2 separate regions of the Homo sapiens genome follow, and region 2 is linked to region 1. Evidence: chromatin contacts called from ENCODE Hi-C or POLR2A ChIA-PET data. All regions are on one chromosome and are shown on one strand. The core of a region is the stretch at or near the end of the contact, and the rest is flanking DNA. Distances in the headings are between cores, read along the strand shown.

What was found. Hi-C counts contacts between places; a loop is a spot of excess contacts on that map. ChIA-PET counts read pairs that join two places held with the same protein, here RNA polymerase II (POLR2A). Pooled maps may share reads with other maps.
Region 2: a loop to region 1 is called in a map of CD8-positive, alpha-beta T cell, with 3 times the contacts of the local background. The contact joins two enhancer-like sites. A Hi-C loop is called at or near these places in 8 of 168 maps with a recorded cell type or tissue (CD14-positive monocyte, CD4-positive, alpha-beta T cell, CD8-positive, alpha-beta T cell and 4 more) and 9 of 50 pooled maps. POLR2A ChIA-PET finds 5 or more read pairs at or near these places in 6 of 52 experiments (A549, AG04449, AG04450 and 3 more).

The regions. Positions count from the first base shown.
Region 1 is chr17:10,170,225-10,176,880 of GRCh38, forward strand. The region is part of intron 1 of GAS7 (growth arrest specific 7); the gene reads right to left. Among named protein-coding and RNA genes, the nearest start is that of GAS7, 25 kb to the right of the region's middle. RefSeq lists enhancers at 599-1,425, 1,426-2,251, 3,079-3,904. Within about 2 kb of position 1,612, at least 11 of the 41 ENCODE cell types and tissues checked have a DNase peak (open chromatin) inside an H3K27ac peak, as active enhancers do; they include CD14-positive monocyte, CD8-positive, alpha-beta T cell and natural killer cell, where a contact is called at or near this core.
Region 2 is chr17:10,117,358-10,123,801 of GRCh38, forward strand. The region is part of intron 1 of GAS7 (growth arrest specific 7); the gene reads right to left. Among named protein-coding and RNA genes, the nearest start is that of GAS7, 78 kb to the right of the region's middle. RefSeq lists enhancers at 1-440, 441-970, 1,501-2,028, 2,203-3,161. Within about 2 kb of position 2,579, at least 24 of the 41 ENCODE cell types and tissues checked have a DNase peak (open chromatin) inside an H3K27ac peak, as active enhancers do; they include CD14-positive monocyte, CD8-positive, alpha-beta T cell and natural killer cell, where a contact is called at or near this core.

The sequences.
Region 1 (6,656 bases), core at 362-2,861:
AAGTCACTCCTCTGCTCAATGGCTCCCCTGACACTCAGGGTAAATGTCAGATCCTTGTGAGGGTCTCAAAAGCCCTCGTGCTTTGGCCCCACCCACCCCTCAGTCTGGTCACCTCTCTGTCCCCATCTCCAACACTCCCCACACCACACACACTCACTCTGCCCCAGCCACACTGACCTCCTTGCTGTTCCCTGACCACTCCAGGAATGCTCTGGCCTCAGGGCCTTTGCACATGCTGTTCTGTTTTCTGGCTGGAATGCTCTTCTCTCAGCAATCCACGTGCTTACTCCATCGTATCTTCCAGGGCTTTGCACAGATGCCCTCTCCTAATGAGACCTTCTCTGCCCATCCCATTTAAAATGACACATTTTCTAGATCACCATGCAGTTTGCTTAGTTTTCCTTGCTATCTGTCACCCCTAACTAAAATGTAAACTCTATAAAGTCAGGATGTCTGTGGTTTTACTACTACTACATCTCCTACTTTCCAGGTTGTGCCCTGCACACGGCTGGCACTGAACGAGCGTTTGTTCAGTGAATGAGCCCCGTATCTTGTTAATCTGCTGAAAGGTTCCAATGAGAAAGAAAGTGGCCTTTTAAACTTACATCTTCTGCCCAGCAGCTCTGTCACCTCGGAGGTGGTCTCTGAGCTTAGAAGTATCCCTCTGCCACACATAAATACCATCACAGATCCCTGAACAACTCAAAGGCCAGCTGGCACTTTCTGTGGCTGAGCCAGCGAACCACTGGGATCAATTGTCTTCTAAGCTCAGCAATTTGCCTAAGTCCCAGCCAAGGGCAAAAGTCCTCCTAACTCCCAGGCACCATTTCTCTCTCTGTAGCTTCACTTGAGCCGCAAAGAATCCAGGATCCCTCAAGCTCTGAGTTCCATTCATGGAAAATCCTAAAACTTCCTTCATCCCTTCAGTCAGAATCTTTTCCTCTTTTGGTTTGGAAGAAACCCAGAGGTGTTAAAACTGAACATCTTGACCGAATTTCCTCCGGGCAAGCTTTCCCCAAGCTCGCTTACTCCAACACACCAGCCCCTCCTGCCAGACCCAGTCAGAGCCAGACTTTTGAGTAACTTGGTCCAAGCAGGGCTCTGACAGCGAACCCAGAACCCCATTCACAGCTGGCTCCCTGCCTGTCACCAAGAATAGCTCCTTAAATCAGGTCTTCGGGTAACAAATGAGGAACACATCAATTTAGCAGGAAATCGGCTTCCCTTGAAGCGTCTCTGAAGTTTGTTGAGACAAAAGGAATCTACAGTGCTTGAGTAATAGGAAAGACCACCTGCAACTTTTACAGAACTTCTTTTGGACTTGAAAATTCTAAGACGCTAGGGGGAAGAAATCTCGAAAATGAACAAGATCCAAATGCATAAGGATTCATTTCCCATCTCCCTAAATAATCACAGCCACATGCTTCTTATCTGCCATAAAAACCAGGCAGTCCGTGTAAGGGACGGGTGAAGCAGTGAAGAACGCTGGTCCTAAGCAGTGTTGAAACCTCTGATTGGTTGTGTGTCCTGAGCAAATTCTTTGACCTCTCTGAGCCTTTATCTGAGAAATGGAATCCACCTCGCCAGGCTGTTGATAAGATTACATGAGAAATCCTGCATGAAAGCCCTCTGTAACCGCTATAGGACTAAACAAGTGACGTTTCAACACACACAGGAAATGCCACTTAAGTTCAGAACTCTCTGAGGGGCACCAGGAGCAAGCACAAAAATAAAAGACTGTCATCACTTTTGTCTTCAAGAAGCTTCAAGTTCAGCTGGGAAAACAGCACACACAGGACAGCGGATGATCTAGCATTCGCAAAAGCAACATACTAAGAAAAGCATACACCTCCATCTGCTGCTTTCCCCTAAGTGTCCCTCGGGTCTGCTTGTTTGGATTCTAATATCTGCCTAACTACCCATCAATCTGGCTACTTCCTGGACTGCAAAAGACCTCAAAGCTATGTGTAAAAGAAGTCTCTAAATCTAAGCCAGATAGGATGGCCTGCCATGGCAGCCCTCATTCCACTCCTCAGGTCCAGTCCTGGTTGACTTCACCTCATCACCCACCAGCCAGTGCAGCTAACCTCCTTCCTCTGCCGCATGTCCGGCCCTGCCCAAGGATTCCCCAGGGGGCAGCCAATCATCTTGTTCACCTCCAGCACAGCACTGTGCATAACACTCTGTATTGCTCTCAACTTTGCCCCCAGGCCAGCTGAAAGCAGAGGAAAGAAGAAAGGAAAACAGAATTCAAATGGAGCAATTAGCAAAAGGAGAAATGAGGAAGCAGATTAAAAAAAAAGAAGAAGAAAAAAAAAGAAACAGAAAGGGAGACAATCAAAGAAAAAATGAGGAACATACAGAACTATCACTTGACATCTGACTTTATAGCTTAGGAAGGGCTTAACCTCACATTCTGTGGCTTGCGCCTCTTACAACATTCTGCAGGGCTGAGTAAGCAAGGCAGGGAATTTTACACCCATTTAGGAAATGAGCAAACTAAGGCTTGACAGACTTTAATGAAGCGCTTTGTAGCCAGAGCCCCTCACTGCCTACCTTCTTATTTCTCAAGTGCCTTTTCCATTGCCAGTAACCCATGCAGTCTCAACAAAAGACTAAAGATTCAGCATCTGGAGGCAGAACTGAAGACCAGAAAAAGAAGTGGATGGTGTTATTCACAACAGCCAAAACATGGGAACTAGCCAAGTGTCCATCAACTGATGGATGGATAAACAAATGTGGTATATCCATGCAATGGAGTATTATTCAGTCATGAAAAGCAATGAAGTACTGATACACGTCACTACGCAAATGAACCCTGAAGACATCATGTCAACGGAAATAAACCAAATACGAAGTCCACCCATTCTGATTCCATTTCTGTGAAACACCTAGAATAGGCAGATGCATAGAACCAGAAAACAGATGAGTGGTCGCCTGATGCTGGGGGCGGGCGAAGGGAGGAGAATGGGGAGTGGCTGCTTAATGAGTATGGGTTACTTTCGGGATGATGAAACTTCTGGAACTGGATAATGGTGGTGGCTGTATAACACTGTGAATGTACCAAATGCCACTGAACATTAAAATGGTGAATTTCATGTTATGTGAATTTTAACACAACTTTTTTTAAAAGTAGAAGGGGAGGCGGGGAAGAGGGAGAGAAAAAAAATGAAGAGAAGGAGGAATGATTCCTAGGTAAGTAATGAGTTTCCCGAAATCAGGGACCCGAGGAGCTCTGAGGTATAAAAAGAGACCCTCTCTCGGCCAGGCGCGGTGGCTCACGCCTATAATTCCAGCACTTTGGTAGGCAGAGATGGGCGGATCACAAGGTCAGGAGATCAAGACCATCCTGGCTAACACGGTGAAACCCCGTCTCTACTAAAAATACAAAAAATTAGCCGGGTGTGGCAGCGGGTGCCAGTAGTCCCAGCTACTGGGGAGGCTGAGGCAAGAGAATGGCGTGAATGCGGGAGGGGGAGCTTGTAGTGAGCCGAGATCGTGCCACTGCACTGCAGCCTGGGGGACAGAGCTAGACTCCGTCTCAAAAAAAAAAGAAAAAAAAAGAGACCCTCTCTCCTTTTATACTGAGGAGGTAACATAATGCTGGGTTTGCCCTTCATGGGGGTGGGAGGTGGCTGCAGACCCAAAGAACCAGCAGCAGCAGCCTGGAAAGGGAACAGAGCCATGAGCACAGGGAGACGGTGGAGGGATGAAGCTGACATCTTCACAGGAAAACCAGCTGATCTCTCCCTGAAGATCTCCTTGGTGTGTACTCACCTGTCCTTTATACTGGCTGAACTGTTCATTCCCACATATGAATAAGTGAATAACATGAGTAAGTGCCCAACCCTGGGCCAGGCACTGTCATAGGCGTTTCAGGACACTAATGATGGAATCCCTGGCCTCATTAAGCAAACCCTCTGGAGGGTGACAACGTTCAAACTCATAGGCTGCTAGGACTTAGTGTAATATAGTCTGTGGCTCAATTCACCCAGTGTAAACAAAAGCTAATAAAGGAATCTTTCTTCTCTGATTTTTAACACATGTTAATCACATTTGGGGACTGAGTAGAGATTAGAGGGATATAGGGGATGCAGTCTGTAGAACAAACAGCAACTCACCTTGCAGGGTGAGCACTAAACAGAGACCTGGATGCAGAAAACCAGCTATTTTAATTAAAAATTCTGGCCAGGCGCGGTGGCTCACATCTATAATCCCAGCACTCTGGGAGGCCGAGACGGGCGGATCACGAGGTCAGGAGATGGAGACCATCCTGGCTAACATGGTGAAACCCCGTCTCTACTAAAAATACAAAAAATTAGCCGGGCGCAGTGGCGGGCGCCTGTAGTCCCAGCTACTCGGGAGGCCGAGGCAGGAGAATGGCGTGAACCCAGGAGGCGGAGCTTGCAGTGAGCTGAGATCGCACCACTGCACTCCAGCCTGGGCGGCAGAGCGAGACTCCGTATCAAAAAAAATAATTAAAAAAAATAAAAAACAATTCTGGATTGAAGCCCAGAGTGAGGAATTTGACTTCAGGCCCCAGGTTCAGACAGAATTCTTCCAAAAGACACGTGCCAGTGCCTTCACGGGCTTTGACCTGATGCAGCTCTGCCCTCATGCAGCTCACATTCCTTTCTCTGAGACAGGGTCTCACTCTGTCACCCAGGCTGGAGTGCAGTGGCACAATCACAGCTCACTGCAGCCTCGGCCTCCTGGACTCAAGCGATACTCCCACATTAGACTTCCGAGTAGCTGGGACCACACGTGCATGCCACCACGCCTGGCTAATTTTTTATTTTCTATAGAGATGGGGGTCTCACTATGTTGCCCAGGCTGGTCTCGAAATCCTGGGCTCAAGTGATGCTCCTGCCTCGGCCTCCCAAAGTGTTGGGATTATGGGCACGAGCCACCACGCGCGGCCTGGAGTTCACATTCTAATGATAATAAGGTAAAGAAGTGAACTATATAACCCTTCAGCTAGGAATACATGTTAGTAAGAAAAATGGGACAAGCAAACTGTCCCTAGGTCCCTATGTTTTTTCAAGGTTTTGATCCCATGTGGAACTATGTAAATAAGTTGCCTACCCAAGCCCAGGGTAAGGGGCTTGTGTGAGTTTGCTGGGGCTGCCACAAAAAAGAATCATAGACTGGGTGGCTTAAACCACTGAAATTTATTTCCTCACAGTTCTAGAAGCTGGGAATCCAAGCTCAAGGTTGCTTGTAAGGCTTCTCCCCACTGGCTTACAAACAGCCGTCTTCTCCCTATGTCTTCACACGGTTTTCCCTCTGTGTGTATCTGTGTCCTCATTTCCCTTTCTTAAAAGGACACCAGTCATACAGGATGAGGGCCCACCCTAATGACCGCATTTTATTTAGTTAGTTAGTTAGTTAGTTAGTTATTTTCCTTGACCTACAACAGTGTGGTCAAAAATTCTTTTTCTTTTTATTTGTACTTTGTAGAGCCAAGGTCTCACCATGTTGCCCAGGCTTGTCTTCAACTCCTGGCCTTAAGTGATCCTCCTGTCTTGGCCTCCCAAAGGGTTAGGATTACAGGCATGAGCTACTACAGCTGGCCATGCATTTTAACTTACCTCTTTAAAGACTCTTTCTCCACATGCAGTCACATTCTGAGGTACTAGGGGTTGGGACTTCAAATACGAGTGGGGAGTGGGTCCAAACTCAGCCCATGGTATTCTTGAGCACTCCCACAGCCCTGACTGTCCCCTGGGGCCCCTCACTGTGCTGGGCACATCCCCGTTATCACTCGGTCTGGTTCCCCACGGACAATGAACCCTCTGATCCTAGGGACCCCTGAGTCCTGTCCACTCCATCTCATTCTCGGCTATATCCCAGGGTTGAGAACACACCTCGAGCCTTAGAGGGGCTTAACTGAAGGCAGGGAAGGATGAAGGAGGCAACAGAGCTCTTACTGCAAATGATTAAAGCTTGTCTGGGCCAAGAATTCCAACAGCTTTCCTAATCGGATAGCAGGGACAGGGAGGAGGTCTTAGGAGGAGGCCTCAGAAGCAACTTCAAAGAGGCCAGAGGAGAAAGGATGACCACAGCAGAGAGGTGAGGGGTTAGACCAAGCCACCTGGTTGAGTCGGGACAGCTGGGTGCAAGAGCTGGGGAGAGACTCCCCCACTCTCCTCCCTGCACAGCGTCTCTTAGCACCGCTTGCATTCATCACCCGTAAACTTCAAATCCCGTACACAGCCACCATCACCTTCAAAATCCTTCCAGTCATCCTCAAAATCCTTCTAGTCACCCTGAATGGGCAGCAGAATGGGTGTCACCACCCTTTTGACAGCTGAAAAAACTGAAGGTCAGAGATCTTACATGAACATTGCAAGGCCAAAGAGCCAATAACTCTGTGGAAGGGGTGTTGGAAGGTACCGTAGTTAAAACCCAGGGCCCTCAGCTACACCCAGCTGTCCCTGCAGCAGCCCTACTGAGAAGGAGATGAGGAGAGAGGACCACTCCAAGCATCCAGCTGCCTTTCACTTGCCAATCCTGGGAGTCCTGGCCTGGGGCTCAATGGCCTTGTTCTCCAGGAGCCAGTGGCCTTCCCTTAATAGTCAGCACTCCAAGATGACCTGGCTATACTCCTTCTAACCTTGGCCGTCCGTGACCCCAAGCTGGTTAAGCCGTGAGCC
Region 2 (6,444 bases), core at 1,329-3,828, 52 kb before region 1:
GCAAAATCCCATCTGCCACAGAAGGTAACATATTCACAGGCTCCAGAGATTAGAAGGTAGACATCTTCAGGGGACCATTACTCAGCCCCCACAGGGAGTTGGGCTGCAAAGGCCCTGATGAGGAAGCATGCCTGGAACATTTAAAGAAACACCACGGAAGGCGGAGGACAGAGGCAGGAGTGACACAGGAGTGAGACCAACGGGGAGGAGCAGGTGCTGAGGTCAGGACAGCAATGGGGACCCAATTATGTAGCACCTCATCAGCCACTGTAGGGCTTCCGCGTCTTCACTCTGCCGACATGGGGCACCACTGGACTGTGGTAAGCAGAAGCACGATGTGTTCAGACCCTTCCTGTGAAAACAACAGACTAGGGACCAGCAGAGCAGCCAGGAGGCGCCTGCAACAGCCCGGCAGCATTGTGGTGGCAGCTGTGGCTCAGTCCAAGGCTACAGTGGTAGGGTGGTGAGAAGTGATCCTGTGTTTAAAGATCTGTTTTGCAAGAAGGGCCAACCTGCATTCTCAACATGCTGAATGTGGAATGTGAGAAAAAAAGGGGAGTCAAGGTTTTTGCCTCCAGCGGCTGGAAGGACAAACTAGCCATTTACTGAGCTGTGAGAAGCCACTGTAGCCCAGACCTGGGCTAGGCAACTGCGTCCTGGACAGGACAAGTGGAGATGTCAAGGACACAGCTGGACCTACTTGGGTCTGCACTTTTCCCCGAGGGTAACAGGCAGCACCAGGACCCTGTTGCTCTCCAGGGCGTGGAGACAGCCAAGACCATCCCGGATTACATTTCTAAGTCAGTCACTCGTTGCAAGACAAGATGATAGAGATGGAGTAAACAGGGATATCGCCTGAGCCCTCGGTTTCTCAGCCAGGTATTTTTCCGCTTCTCACAGCGCATAAGGTGGGAAGGAAGTCATGGGAGCACAGCTGGATTCTGGAATGCAGCCCAACCACAGGCTCAAAATCCTCATCTGTGAACAGCTCCACTCACTACCTGGTCAGCCTCTCCGGCCTGCCCTGGGGGCCCTCACTGCCCTGCCAGTCAATTCCAAAAAGCCCTCGTGGGCTGGGCGCAGTGGCTCACGCCTGTAATCCCAACACTTTGGGAGGCCAAGGCTGGTGGATCCCTTGAGGTCCGGAGTTTGAGGCCAGCCTGGCCAACACGGTAAAACCCCGTCTCTACTAAAAATACAAAAATTAGCCAGGTGTGATGGAGGTAGTCCCAGCTACCCTGGGGGCTGAGGCAGGAGAATCATTTGAACCCAGGAGGCGGAGGTTACAGTGAGCTGAGATTGCGCCATTGCACTCCAGCCTGGGGGACAGAGTGAGACTCTGTCTCCAAAAAAAAAAAAAAAAAAAAAAGCCCTTGTGTATCTCTGGGCTGTCTTAACTTATCAGGGGGGTGGTCCTACCCCCGGGGCCCAGTTAACCATGAGGACCAAGCAGGCCCAGCGCAGGTGGCCAGCCTGTGCAGCACCTCCCAGAGGAGGCAAGTGTTCCCCTCCCACTGGACACCAGCACAACGTACACATGCCACATGGTGACATGCACTGTAAGAGGATTCTTACATCTGTCCCCAGGGACAGATGGCACTGCTGAGTGCCTTCCGGGCACTTTCAGCCATTCATTCATTTGACAAATACTTATGGAGCATATACCATGCACCAGGCGCTGTTTCTAAGTATCTGGGGGCACATCAATGAAAAAAGCAGAAGGGAAATAAACCCTTGCTTTCCTGGAGTGACGGCTCCAGCATGAGGTGGGAATGGGTTGCGGGGAGCAGACACTAAACACAATAAAAAAGTGAATTCTAAAGAATGTCAGAAGGTGATCGGGGGAATAGAACATGGTAAAGGGAATCAGGAGTTCAGGGTAGACTGGAGTGTGGGTGGCAATTTTAGAGAGTTCAAGATGTTACCCTTGCTAAAGATCTTTCTAGCTCTTCTGCTCACTGTATTGATTTATTCCTTCATTAAGTAGTTACTGAGTGCTCACCGTGGGCCTGGCCCAGGCCCTCAGTGCTCTCATGAAGCTGACATTTTATTTAAGGAGACAGAGGTTAAGACAACTAATTATAGAAAGGTTAGAAAAGAGCATGTCTCAGGGGATTCCTACGACCATGCCAATCATGACGAAACATGCTAAACAAGCTGGGGGATGCTCCCAAGAGTGTCCTTGATTCTTGTTTAAGGTCCAAGGCCCACTTCTCTCCTCCTTCCTCTCCCAACACACCACACCCTGAGTTAGTTAGAACTGCTGTCTTCTCATCTACAGGAAATCACAACTCAGTGGTTTCTCTAGAAGCTGCCCACTGTCCTTAGAACTTGCCTGGTGCCACCCCAAAGCACCTGCTGGTGTTAGGCCTCCTCAGCTAACTTGACATTCCATGCTTCAGACCCAGCATATCTTCTTTAGAAGCACCAAGTTCAACGAGTGGGTCCTTCAGGCTGTCTTCTCCTGGCAGTGCTGATCCAAGCACCTGCTGGGCGAGTTTGGTTCCTTTTGCCTGACTATTCTCACGCCCAGAGCCAGGCAGCCTGGGGACAGAGGAAGAGCAGAAGAGGATGTCACACCCAGGCACACCAGGAGGCCAAACCTGTTTGGCAGCTCAAGCCTCTGACCACAAGCTGGCACTCGCTTTCGGAAGTGCTAACCACAGGCAGGACTGCTAGTGAGCAGAGCACCAAGGGTTTTCCTGCTGGGAAGAAATGCAAGGCTGGCCTTCATGCCTGTCCCCCTGCCCCCGCCCCGTGACAATCCCCCCCCAGCTCTGGACCCGCCCATCTCTTCCCACTCCATATCCAGCTGGAAGTGCTGGTCCAGGCCCCAGTAGAAGACACAGCTACCAACAGAAGGTACGGCCACCAGGAGCCAGGCCAGCCACCGGCCACCTCCCTCCATTCTTGCAGAAATGCTTCCGCTCTCATCTTCCTCAAAAGTTGGGAGGATTTGAGAGCAGCCAGAGTGTTAGCTGTGGAGGATGGGGGGCCACTGCCTTTCCTCCTGGTTCCTCTGCTGAGTCTCCCACAAATGGTTCCACGAGACCAGGACGGACTCAATCCTAAGAGTACGAGTAGAAGGTCTGTTCTCAAAAGCACAGTGAAGGGAGGCCAAGGCGGGTGGATCACCTGAGGTCAGGAGTTCGAGACCAGCCTGGCCAACATGGCGAAAACCCCGTCTCTACTAAAAATACCAAAACTAGCTGGGTGTGGTGGCAGGTGCCTGTAATCCCAGCTACTCGGGGTGCTGAGGCAGTAGAATCGCTTGAACCTGGGAGGCGGAGGTTGCAGTGAGCCAAGATCGCGTCATTGCACTCCAGCCTGGGGGACAAGAGTGAGACTTTGTCTCAAAAACAAAACAACAACAACAACAAAAAAGCACAGCGAAGATTCTCAGGAGGGCTGCTCAGGAGCCTGCACCCTCCAACAGCTTCCCACGTGGGCAGCCGGGGGAGAGGAAAGGGCAGGCTGCTAGGGGGAGGGAGGGTGGAGAACGGCAGCTACGGCAGCTGCCCCCACCCCTCCTCTCATCCTTTCTCACCATTTCCTTCCTTCACAACTGCCACATGAAAGCAAAGGCCCACTGGAACCCCAAGGTGGGCACGCAGATGAGTTTCGGATGGCAGGAGTGGCAGAGCTGCAGGAGCTGCAACGGTCCTCCATCTCCTCTCTACGGGCTGGGGTGCAGAAGATTGGAATGTATACAGCCGCCAGTGGTTAAGAGCTTGGGCTCTAGGCCAGGAACTGTGGCTCTCGCCTGTAATCCCAGCACTTTGCGAGGCCGAGGAGGGTGGATCACCTGAGGTCGGGAGTTTGAGACCAGCCTGGCCAACATGGTGAAACCCCGTCTCTACTAAAAATACAAAAATTAGCCGGACGTGGTGGCATGCACCTGTAGTCCCAGCGACTTGGGAGGCTGAGGCAGGAGAATCGCTTGAACCCGGGAGGCAGAGATTGCAGTGAGCCAAGACTGGGCCACTGCACTCCAGCCTGGGCAACAGAGCAAGACTCTGCCTCAAAAAACAAATAAAAAATTTAAAAATTTAAAAAAAGAACTTGGGCTCTGGAGAGAGATGGCCTGGTTCTGCTACTCACTGGCTGGGTGATGCTGGGGAAATTATTAAACTGCTCTGTGCCTCAGTTTCCCCATGTGTCAAACAGGCATAAGAATACTACTTACAGGTCTATTGTGAGGATTAAATGAGTGAATGAAGGTCCAGTGCTTAGGCCAGTGTCTGGAAAATCATATTATGTAAATGCTGTCTATTATTATTAAATGCTCCTGAATCGACAGATCTGTTTTTAAAAATTCTCTCCACCCACGAAACGATTTGTTCACCTGTGGGTTGAGGAGATAAGTAAAAGCATGGGGTATTGAAGATGCAACCTCAGACCACCAAGCATGCTTCCCTGTACCCCGTCAACCTCTCCCTTGGGCTTCCCCAGCCCCAAGCCTCCCAAAAAAGTCTCACAAGCTCAGAAGATGCCTGGGTGCCACCAGTACCCCAGCATGGAATGCACCCCCTCCCACAGTCATCTCAGAAACCACTGAGACCAGTTCTCATGGGGGACTTTGGAAGGTAGTGGGCCCAGGCTACCTGGAACCTCCAAAAACACGTGCCTCGCCTCCAACAAAGGCACTGAGGCACAATCCGAAGGCCAGCCATACAACTTCCACACTCAAACGGCACACACCAAGGCCCAAAATAGCATCAGCACCATCATCAACGAGATGTAAACAGAGGGAGGACACGACTCACTCCTCCTCGTACAGTGTGACCTGCATCTCCCGGGAGCACACTTTTATCTGTGCACACCGGTGGTACCCACCCAGGAGATGATGCTTCTGAAACTCCTAAGGCCCCAAAACCAGCCAGCCCCTGTGTTTTCATTCATCCTTCCCTCCCACTGAGGGGTTGCAAACAGAGCTCTGTCTTTAGCCAGCATCTTCTAGAAACCCTCATCCTTCCTCTCCCTCCCAGACACGTGCACACTGAGATCGAGACCCAGACAGCCTCCGTTCTAGGCACTTTCCCAGTCAGTTTATGTGATGGCCCTATTCAAATACTCAAAAACACACCCATTTTCTCAGAACAAAGCGAGAAAGGCCCCCTGGGACCCGACTCAACAACAACTCCCTAGCAGAAGGAGCCTCGCCCTCCCTGGCGCCCTCCCTCACCCTCCCTGGCTGACTGCTGGTTTGATTAACAGCCATGAAGAGGGGGGTTGAAAGCCTACCCCCACTTGTGGTGAAAAGCCCCAGCTTTCAATCACAACTCCTCCATATGGCAAGTTATTTACCTCCACGGAGCCTTGGTTTTTTACCCATAAACCCAAAACACTACCTCAGACAGTTGTACAATTAACTGAAATATCTAGAACAGTGCAAGCTGAAGATCTTTTTTTTAAGGCTGGCTGGGAGACCCCATGTTTAAACATAAAATAAATAAAATGAAGTTTTTATATATTTTTATTTATTGATTTTGAGACAGAGTCTCACTTTGTCACCCAGGTTGGAGTGCAGTGGCGTGATCATGGCTCATTGTAGCCTCAACCTCCTGGGCTCTGAGCAATCCTCCCACCTCAGCCTCCTAAGTAGCTGGGACTACAGGTGCACACCACCACGCCTGGCTGATTTTTTTAGATTTTGAGGTGACGGGGTCTCACCATGTTGCTCAGGCTGGTCTCAAACTCCTGGGCTCAAGCAATCGGCCTGCCTTGGCCTACCCAAAGTGCTGGGATTCCAGGCATGAGCCACTGCATCCGGCCTTCAGGTGGGGCATGTGCTCTCCAGGTTGTGGTGGGCCTCAAGACTCACTGGAGTCACCTGTCAGACTCTGGAAAGCATTGTTTGTCATCCTACTTAGAGCTGTGGTCCAGAGCATGTTAAAACACAGACAGCTGGGCTCCACTGCCGGGTTCTGAGCCAGCAGGTCTGGGGCAGGACCTGGGAATATGCAGCTCCATCCAACAAGTTCCCAAGAGATGCTGGTTCTGTTGCTGCTGGTCCAGGGACCACACTTTAAGAAGCCCTACCCTAGAATCTGAAGGCTGGAAAGTACATTAAAGGTCACCCAGAATGGTTCCAAGAGGAGCCAGAATGTACCCATGCCTCTTGCCTGGTCCAGTCCTGCTGTTGATCTGACTCTCAGCTCTTCCATCTTGAGCCTCAGACACAGGCAGGGCTAAGGGTGAAAGCCCCAAAACTCTGATCATCACTCAAACAATCTGTGGCCCCTACTGGTCCTGTTTATCATCTCTCAGCACTTTTGGGGTCCCCAGGCTGTTGCCTCCAACCTCCAGCCACCAGCCCTCACCTAGAGCTTGCTCCCCCAACAAACGTGGGCTCCATTCTGCCCGTCCAGGAATAGACACCAGTGGCTGGAGGAATCAAGGCAGGGAGGTTGGAGTCCAAGGCCCACAGGTAAGAGGAGGGGC